2 separate regions of the Homo sapiens genome follow, and region 2 is linked to region 1. The links are chromatin contacts, found by Hi-C in ENCODE. All regions are on one chromosome and are shown on one strand. Each heading gives the region's core, a stretch centred on a gene start or an enhancer-like site at or near the end of the contact. The rest is flanking DNA. Distances are from core to core; before and after follow the strand shown.

Region 1 (5,305 bases), core at 2,689-5,188:
GTTTACAGGGACAAGTAGACATGGAAAAATGTCAGGAAAACTAAAAAGAAGAGCGTCGAGGAGAGACGACTGTATGAGGCATCAAGGATGGTGGAGAGTGTGATGTTTCGTCCTCTCTCAAGCTAACAAGTTACCCTGCACAGTTTCATGATGCCAGTAGAAGACATGAGATTCCTGGGGAAAGCCACGTGTCCGCATTATCAACATTTTCTTGTGTGGGTTTCCCAGCCCCTGATTCCCATAAGGTGACATAGAATGGGCCAGGGGACACCGGCATGTACTGTGTATTACACTAAGGGAAGGAGCTCTGAGCCTAGGAAAGCCAAATCTTTTACGGTGGGCATAGGCGTGCCTGTCCTTCACTTCAGGGAGCCACCATCTCTATCTTTCAAGGCTGTTTGCCATCTAAATATCCTCATAAAGACAGTCTGGACCAAAGGCATCTTCAGCTCACAAGATGTGGAAAACTGCAAGAGACCCAAAGACAATGGTCTACATCCTCTTTACTTAAAACAGGAAATACAGGTGTATGAAAAGACAAGTAAGCAAATGGAATGGAAGATAAAGATCCAAATGAACTGCAATCATATGGGAATTTAGAATTCGATAAAGCTGTCATATCAAATTGGTGGGAGAAAACATGGACTTTTCAACAAACGATGATAGGAAAGTAGGATAGTTAACCTGGAGCAAAATGAAGTTAGATCCATAGGTCACACTGCACTCAGAATAAGTTCCAAATGAAGCAAAGATTTAAATATTTAAAAAATGAAATACTTTGGAATTATATACGTCAAAGTAATAATTGTGTATACCATACCACTGGGAAACAGTGAAAGTTTGACAGGGGTAATGCTTAGTTTTATGTGTCAACTTGGCTGGGTTAAATATTTGCTGAAACACCAGAATGTGGCCGTGAAGGTCTTTTTTATATGAGCTAAACATTTAAATCAGCAGACTTTGAGCAAAGTAGATTATCCTTCCTAATGGGGGAGGGGGGCCATCCAATCAGCAGAAGGCCTGAAGAGAAAGACTAAGGTCCGCTGAGGAAAAAGGAAATCCTACCTTCAGACTGTCTTCAGACACAAGCTGCAACATCTCCTCTTCCCTGGGCCACCAACCTGCCAGCTCTGCAAATCTTGGACTCAACAGCTTCCACAGTTGCAGGAGCCACTTAAACTAAATCAGTCTCTGTCTCTGTGCACGCGCACACACACACGCACATGGACACACACACGCACACATGCACACATCCTATTGGTTCTGTTTCTCTGGAGAACCTTGACTAATACAATGGGGCACAGGATGTATCTCAAAGCCTATCCCTACAATTAATTTATTAATTGCAATGGGAAAAAAGGGAACTTTGTAGTGGAGAGACCGGGAGGGTACTGTCTTACCTGAGTGATCAGCAGTAATGGGACACGCTGACATCACATGCCTCCTAATGCATTGCACTGAGAAGGATCCAACATCATTTATGTAGAAACCCTGCCACAAATGAACAACCTGATTCTAATCAAGAAAGCTGATCATAATCACTAGGAAACAAAGATAAAATGGGGAAATAATCTACAAAGCACATGGCCTGTACCCCTACAAAATGCCAATGTCGTGAAAGACAAATATATATATATATATATAATTGGAGACCAAAACGAAAAGGCTGAGGAACTGGTCTTGATAAAGGAAAGGAAAGACACATGACAACCAAATACAAGTCACAATCCTGGGCTAGATCCTGGATCAGAAAGAAATGTTCTAAAGGACATTACTGGACAGTTGGTTAGATAATAGAAGAGTGTTGTTTTTTGTTTTTTTGTTTTGAGACAAAGTCTCGCTTTGTCACCCAGGCCGGAGTGCAACGGTGCGATCTCGGCTCACTGCAACCTCCGCTTCCCGAGTTCAAGCAGTTCTCCTGCCTCAGCCTCCCAAGTAGTTGGGATTACAGGCATGCGCCACCACACCGGGCTAATTTTTGTATTTTTAGTAGCGACAGGGTTTCATCATGTTGTCCAGGCTGGCCTGGAACTCCTGACCTTGTGATCTGCCCGCCTCAGCCTCCCAAAGTGCTGGGATTATAGGCATGAGCCACTGCGCCTGGGCTAGTAGAAGAGTGTTATTATTCAATCTCCTGACTCTGACTAATTGTACTCTAGTTAGGTAACAGAATGCCTTTGTTCTTATGAGATACTATACTATGAGAGAGAGAGAAAGAGAAAGAAAGAATGAGAGCAAGAAAGCAAACATGTAACAATGGCTAGAATTGGTGTATTCAGGTAAAGATTGTATGAAATTTGTTGAATTCGTTGTACTATGTTTTAGTAGAACAGGCTGGAGTGCAGTGGCACGATCTCGGCTCCCTGCAACCTCCGCCTCTGGGTTCAAGCAATCCTCCCTGCCTCAGCCTCCTGAGTAGCTGGGATTACAGGTGTCCACCACCATGTCTGGCTAATTTTTGTATTTTTTAGTAGAGACGAGGTTTCGCCATGTTGACCAGGCTGATCTTGAACTCCTGACCTCAGGGGATTGCCTGGCTCGGCCTCCCAAAATGCTGGGATTACAGGCATGAGCCACTGAGCCCAGCCTCATTATTCTAGTCTTGTAATTTTTCTGATGCCTGAGATTTTCTTCAGGGTAAAAATTTTGAATGAAAAATGAAAACGTCATCGTAAATTGTTAAATCAAATATTAACAGCATGCTTTGGAAAGACAGACGTAAAAGGATTTCCAATTCATTTAATTCTATGGCAAATATTTCTGAGCATCTCTTCCAGGCATATAATCAAGATGAAGTAAGATATTGTAGCAGTGAGCTTGCCCCCTCCCCATTACCTGCTCTGGCATCTCATGGGGTCCTCAGTCCCATTAACTGATGTCATCAGTGTCAGTTCCAAACCAGGTGTTATCTGGCTTGCTACAAGAGCTATTTTTTAAAATGCCTGTACCTATGATGTATGTTTCTTCCTTTATCTGTTTATTCCAAAGATTTCTTGAATTCCAGTGTATTTTGCGTTAACAGTCTGACCAAGCCTGCTTCTACACTTAATCAATATGGCAGCTGTGCCCTTGCCACAGGGTTTTCAGAGAAAGCCAATACAGGAGCAGAACCTTCTCAATCTAGAGAGTGGGGCTCAGCCAGCCAACAGCCACAGGAAGGGGCCATGCAGTGAGACCAAGGCTTAGACTCTGAGAGATGGAAAGTTCTTTCAGAGAACCTGACAATGGACAGTAGGGGCAGAGCCATGAGCGCAAAGCTTCAAAGGTAGACTTAGGGCATGAGACGAGATCCCAGTGCTAGAGGGACCAAGGCCTCTGGACCAAAGAACTCAGACCAGGAGCAGGACAAGAGGAGGTCCAGGTGCTAAAATGCTAGTACCAACCAGGGCCCTGGGCTCAAAAGAGAAATGCAGCTGTCCCTACCTTTAGAAGAAAAGGAGATTAGTGGAGGGTAAGCTGTAAGACTAATGTCACAAGCTTTTGAGCTCACAACTTCTCCAGCTATTTTGTTTACCCCTTGACCTTTGCCCTCATTGTTCTTCATTGTCCCCACCCCAACCCCTCCACAGACCAGTCATGGAGAGTGAGGGAGAGTCAGCCTGAAGGTCTTTGTGACCACAGGTGCATCAAATGTTTATTTTGGCCAAATGGGAATGGTTGAGTGTTAAATTCAATATTCAGCTGATGCTGAAGCCAAAAATAATCATCAAAGACTAAACCTCTGGGCTACAAAAATAAACCTGAAATTTCATCAAAAATTATTTATTATTTCAATGTTATCAAGAATTTAAGAAGTCAGTTTTTAAATTTTGACGTTTCAACACAAAAGCAATTTCTTTCGTGGCCACAAAACCACATTTTTGTGAGATTTGTCACTCACTTTCCAATAAAGTCAGTGGGGGAGCAAGATTTCTGGGGGATTACCTTTGCCAGGGCAGGCATTGGGGTTGATCATGTTTACCAAGTTATTAAGCTTCCTTTCTTCTCCAAGTGGCAAGCAACAAAGGCAAAGATGTATTTGTTCTTTAACTCCTGAGCTTACTGATTTGATCAATGGCAAAAATACAAGCTCATCAAAGCAATCCCATAAACTAAGACCTGTGCATTGCTTAAAGAATGTGTTTTCTGGGTGTTTTCATTACACATTAATCTGGAATATTTACTCATATCTGCAAGCAAGTATTCAGGTATAATAATTAACCTGAACAGCATTCATCACTACATTGATTAGACTTAATGGTAACCTAGGTACATGAGGTCAGGATGTCCAAAAAAGCAATGAAGTTTGCTGTCAGACACTCTAAAGGCAATCCTAACCACAAAGCTGAATGACAGACTTTGGCCAAATGCACAGGCTAAATGAAACTTCCTTGCTTCCTTATCTGCTACCAGATGCTTTTCAAGGTTTTCAAAGGTTTCCCGGTCTTTCCACTGAACAGTTTTCAGGAATATGAGAGATACAGAATTCAGACCACATGGCAAATGACTCCCAAGGGTCCCTGGTCACTGCCAGGAACACTTAAGCATCCCTGGGGATGCATGGCTCAAACCCCACAGGTTGCCACATTTGTTCAGTCTGTTGGGGCATACAGAGGCAGAATCTATCCTAAATCCATACCATCTAGAGTAGTGTCCAATGCAGAGTTGGCCATCAATACATTTTTGTTAAAAGGAATCAACAAGTGAATGAATGTATGGTCGGTAGAATGTGGCAATGTTGATATTTCATTTAAGAGAAGACCAGCAGTTATCCACCTTGAAAACATCAGGCAATGACCTGTCTGGAGGCAGAGGATTTGAATTTGTGATTTATTTGCCTTTTTTTTTTGACATTTGATTGTTTTGTTAGAAACCCACCAAATAGATGCCTGAGGCTTTGAGGGAATGTTTTAGAAACAGTAGAACACCCACTCCACTCAGAGCTCCAGAAGCCATAGGGAGGACAGGGGCTGCAGTTCCAGAAAGGACTAGATTGGGAAAAGATGACTTGGAAGGGAAACAAAAGAACATCAACGTGTAGCAGCCGCGACTCCCTGGCAGGTTCCTCCTCTGCGTAGGTGTCAGTGCCCGAGCCACCCGTGGAGCAGGCTTCTTTAGTCACAGTTGAACATCTCTGACTCACCACCTGACATGGGTTGTGCTCGTATTTTCCATTATAGAAACTGTATCTGGTGAGTCAGGACCAGAGAGAAACGTGAGACTTGTGGAGGTGTCAGAGGCATTCGAACCACAGCGACTCCATCTTGAGTGAGGGCTGGAAAATGAGGCTGGGGCTTGCTGGGCTGTTTTCCCAGAGAGTCAGGCA
Region 2 (5,195 bases), core at 605-3,104, 610 kb before region 1:
GAGAATGGCTTAAGATTAAGGATATAGATAAAACAAGGTGGCCATGAGTTGATCAGTGTTGAAAGTGGGTGATGTTGAAACATGGGGTTCATTACAGTGTTCTCTCCTTTCTTATACATGCTTAAAAATTTCTCTAATGAACCCAGATATCAGAAACAAAGATAGAAATTAAAATATGGGCTGCTTTAGTGGCCCACAAGGCACTTGACCTAGATACAAGCCCCTGGAGTTGAGGGCTGGGATTTTTAGGTCTAGTAGAGCTAAAAGAGGTGACCTTAAGCAGCTCAAGGAAAGAGAGCTGGGACTGAGCCCAGACCATCAAAGATCACTGTCTTTTAGAGAGAAGACTAAAAATATTCCATTTATAGTCTGCTGAAACAACAAAGAAAGTTAGCTTACATTAAAAGCCTTGGAAACAAAAAGATCAAACAGTCCTAACAAAAAATTAAAATCTAAGGCCAACATCATACCTGAATTTGTGGCCTAGATTTACCCCCACTTGAATGGTCTGGGAGCTCTAAGGTAAGAAAATAATATAAAAGCTAATCCAGGCAACAAAAACCCCTCAGGACCCAGCAGTAGTAAACACAAAATCCCTCAACAGAGATACTTTTGTGAGCTGGGGGACATGGGGACTCGAAGAGCAAATGAAACCACTGAAAATGAGTTCACAATAAAAAATTAAAACTCTAAGAAACAACAGACTACCCTGAGGGAGAATTTGATAACCTGAGAAGCAGAAGTGAAAAACAATTTAAAAACTCTAAGTATGTATAAAATGATTAAGTGCTTTTTTAAAAAAGAATGGGAAACAATGAAAAGAAAGCACAGGCCAACATGACTTCATCTCCCAAAGCATCATGCAATGGCTCCCGAATGCCCTGATTAAAGGCCAAAATTAGTACAATGGCCTGACAGGACAGTGACCACTCTTACCTCCCTGGCCTCATCTCCTGCTATCTTCCCACACCCCATCCCCCCATCACTCTGCTCCAGCTGTCCACGTACGGGATGGTCCCATCTCCACCTGAGGGCCTTGGCACTGGCAGTCTCTGATATCTGGAATACTTTCCCCAATATCTCCACATAGCTCACACCTTGACCCCTTCAGGTCTTTGCTCAAATATTACCTGATTTCTGAAGCTTTTCCTTACTAGAATTATTAAAACTGCAATCCCACTCACACCCTGGCATTCCCTTCCCTAGTTTATTTAGTTTTGTACAACACAGATCATGATCTGGCATATATATATTACAAATTTTTATTTTGTTTACTGTCTTTTACCCTCAATTACAATGTACAGTCGATGAGGACAAAGATTTTGTCTGCTTTGATCAGTGCAGGATCCTCAGAGCCCAGAACAAGGCTTATCATAAAGTAGGTGCTCAACAAATAATTTAACAAGAGGAAAAGAGAATGCAAAAAGATTGGGGAAATCAGAAAAGAGCCGATTGCTCTTGTAAAATATGAGGTAGAATTCTCTCATTCATTCATGCATGCATAAATACCCAAACATTTACTAAGTGGCTACTTTATACAAGGAAGTGTCAAGCTATTCTCTTCCTCACTTTGGAAATTCTTTCTTCTCCTAAAACATGACTGAAATTGACTTCCTCCATAATTTACCATAAAAGATTAGCATATTTTCTAAGTTAATAAAAGTACGCAATGTACTGAAAATCATCTTTTACAGTTCAGCTTCCTGTTCCTTATTTTTATTCTTCTTCAGAACTCATGTGCATGTCCACACCATCAACCATCAATTTCTATCTAACTATGTTTCTAAGTACAAACTCTCGTTCCCTACTTACTTACTTTCTGGGTTTTGAAAATATTCTACTTGTTGTTGATACCACTATAATCTTGGACATTGATATAGAAATGTAAAAAGTAGTAATTAAAATCTAACACTTGATCTGTGCCCAAGAATTAGCTAAGGAGCATTATTTAGGAAGACAAAAGCTGATGACTATAAATGTGACCATAATATTCACCTCTGCTAAATTCCAATTATTTTCTTATTAACATTTACATACATGTGCATTCTAGTGAAAACAGTCTGTGGTTCATATAAGACTTCAAAGAGACACAAAATGGCAAACAATATTACCATATGCCCTTGATAAAAATATCTGCTTACAATTCTCTTTGATTAGCTCAATAATTTTCAGATAATGATTATTTTTTTCTTTAATGTTACTATTAGGGCCAAGTAGTGTGTTGCCTCACCTTACGTAGTTAAAATTTGGAACTGTGCTGAGCTGAGCCCATGAATAATCAGAACTAAAAATCATTCTTAGGTTTACATCATAGGAGTTTCACAATTGCTATACCAGTGGTGTTTAAAATACTTTATTGTGTTGTTTAGGAAAAATTAACACACATACACAATACCAGTTTTTAATTCTAACTACAGCACACGCCTTTATGAAATAGTCACAGGGTATCAAACTGTTAAAGGTGTTTGTATAAAGTATAATACCATTCTGTTATTTATTACAAAAATGTTTCACCATATGATCCCCATTTAATAACTTATTTTAGAGGAGTTAAAGCTTTTATCAAGTTCTATGTAACACTGCCATCTAGTGCAGTGTTACTGCAGGCAATGCCTACTGAACTGCTGAGCATGCTCATTTCAGAAAGGGGAAAACAGCTTTAACATGGAAGCTTACAGTCTAGATTGAAGTTCTGTAAGAATTCGTAGTAATAATATGAAAAATGTAATTTATTTTGAATATTTTATTTTATAAATGTTTCAAATATGTCACCCTACCAACTCATTATTTAGCTCTTACCTTAATGGTGTCAGGATTTTCTCATTCTATTCCTCTTTAAGTATTTATAAAGACTTTCTGGAAGTACGTACTTCAAAATTTAAAAATACCCCTTGCTTATAAGAAAGCAAAAAATCAATCACTTAGATTATATAGAAAAAATATCAAACCTCTTTGTATTACAGAATTTGAGAAATATAATAATAACTCTACATTGCAGTGAATTATGTCCTGGAACAAGTTCTGCTGTACCAGTACTAGGCTGCACAGAACATCCTGGGAAATGCGGTCCCTTGGCTGGACTCCAATTAATTTCTCTAGTTCTCTAAGCCTACTTATGAATCTCACAATAAAGAAGAGCACAGAATCAGAATATAGCTCATTTAAACCACAGAATGCTCACGGTTTAAAGGGATTTCATAGGCACTCCATTTGTGGTACCTACCAATGAGTGGACTTCCTGCAACACCCCTGCCTCGCACTCTCCCAGCCACAGCCTGAGTATCCTCAGTGTCAAATTCAGCAGCTCCCAAGGGAGATCACCTCATCTTGAGACAGTGAGTGCTGCAAAGTTACTCCTTATGCCAAGCCCAAAGCTATATCCCGTAGCATGTCCCCGTGGTCTTCATTCACCACAGGCCATTCCCCCCTTATTTAACTCCTCTTTCACTGGGCAGCCCTTTCAACAGTGGAAGACAGTTCTGCCCCAGTTTCTTCTCTCTGGGGTAAGCAATGCCTGTTCTCCACCTGTTTCTCCCATGGCCAATCTCCATCTCCACCCCATCCTGATGCCAACCTGGACCACCAGCAACATCCTTGTTTCCCTGTAATCCTACAAATGGCATCTAGGGGCATATTAGTGTCAACTGGCAGTCACTCCATGATGCCATTTCACAAGCCAAACAACTCTATCATTCAGTGCCTCTACAGCTGATTTTTAAGACTCAAGAGAAAGACCTAATGTTCTCTCTCTTACCTTCTTTACCTTTTGTGTTTCTTTTTTTTTTTTTTTTTTTTTTTGAGACAGAGTCTCACTCTGTAGCCCAGGCTGAATGGAGTGCAGTGACAGGATCATGGCTCACTGCAGCCTCGGCCCTCCAGGCTCAGGTGATCCTCCCACCTCAGCCTCCTAGGTAGCTGAGACTACAGGCACATGCCACCACGCCTGGCTAATTTTTTGTATTTTATGTAAACACAAGGTTTTGCTATGTTGCCCAGGATGGTCTCCAGGACTCAAACGATCTGCCTGCCTTGGCCTCCCAAAATGCCGAGATTACAGGTGAGAGCCACCATGCCTGGCCTCCTTCTATGTTTCATATTTTGACTATAAAGCCCAAAACTCCAGCTTGCTGAGGCAGCTAATGTGTTAGAGCTATTGTTCTTCTGAGAAGACTGCTAGCAGCTCCCCGAAAACCCACTGTTCCCTTATCTCCAGGGACACAACTGCCCAGGTAAGATTACATCTCCCAGCCTCCCTGTGATTAGGTGTGGCCACGTGACCAAGTTCTTGCCAATGGTTTGGGAGCAGGAGTGACATCTGCAACCTTGAAGGCACCTGGGGAAAGGCAATCCCTCCTCCTGCATGCCCCTTCTTTCTTCCACACCAGCTGGAAGCAGAAGCCATGGAGCCTCCTTGGAAGGCACATGTTGAGGAAAGCAGAGGTGCTCCACCAGACCAGGCCCTTGACGACTTACCGGTACAGAGCCTGCCTACCCCACAGGGTGGTTACAAAAGTGAAATGAACATCTGCGCTCTTTGAGCCACTGTGTCAGCGGTTTGTTACAGAAGCTTAGCCTCCACCATTACTGAAATATCCTCCTAGTTTTTGTAATTTGCAAATCTGATGAGCAAACACACTATATTTTGGTATTTTTTATCACTGATAAAATATTAATCAGAACAGCAGGGACCAAGAATGCTACAAAAAGATAAATGTTACTCTTTCAATTTCAAATGACTATAATAATAAAGGCAGATACCTTTCAGAGCATAAGAAAGCAGCAGTAGCAAGTGGAAGGCTCTGAAGTGAGCAGACTCTGGAACAGAGCTAGTTTCTTCCTTCCTTACTTATATCCTCCTGGACAAGGCAAAGGTGCTGAGGACTGCAGGAAAATACTGCTTCGGCTTAAGTCATGAGGAAAGGTTCCAAAAGGACTCATTGATTTTACTCAGGATAACCTCCCCTCCCTTCCCCTCACCATTTAGAAATCTAAAGCTATGAAATTCATCCTTATCATCAAAATATGATAAATGAGCAAGCCTAAAATATGCTCCAAAAATTGCATCAAAGGACACAATCAACAAAGAAAAGAGGCACCCTACGGAGTAAGAGAAAAAATATTTGCAAATCATCTGATAAGGGATTAACATCTAGATTACATAAAGAGCTCCTACAGCTCAACAACCAAGAAAGATT

Evidence for each region. A loop is a pair of places that touch in the nucleus more often than their neighbours do. Pooled maps may share reads with other maps.
Region 2: a loop to region 1 is called in a pooled map, with 6 times the contacts of the local background. The contact joins two enhancer-like sites. A Hi-C loop is called at or near these places in 1 of 168 maps with a recorded cell type or tissue (K562), 1 of 37 single-sample maps with no recorded cell type and 8 of 50 pooled maps.

What each region holds. Positions count from the first base shown.
Region 1 is chr13:98,664,069-98,669,373 of GRCh38, reverse strand. No RefSeq gene overlaps it. Among named protein-coding and RNA genes, the nearest start is that of SLC15A1, 86 kb to the left of the region's middle. Within about 2 kb of position 3,938, at least 2 of the 41 ENCODE cell types and tissues checked have a DNase peak (open chromatin) inside an H3K27ac peak, as active enhancers do.
Region 2 is chr13:99,267,215-99,272,409 of GRCh38, reverse strand. The region is part of intron 4 of UBAC2 (UBA domain containing 2); the gene reads right to left. Among named protein-coding and RNA genes, the nearest start is that of GPR18, 11 kb to the right of the region's middle. Within about 2 kb of position 1,854, at least 2 of the 41 ENCODE cell types and tissues checked have a DNase peak (open chromatin) inside an H3K27ac peak, as active enhancers do.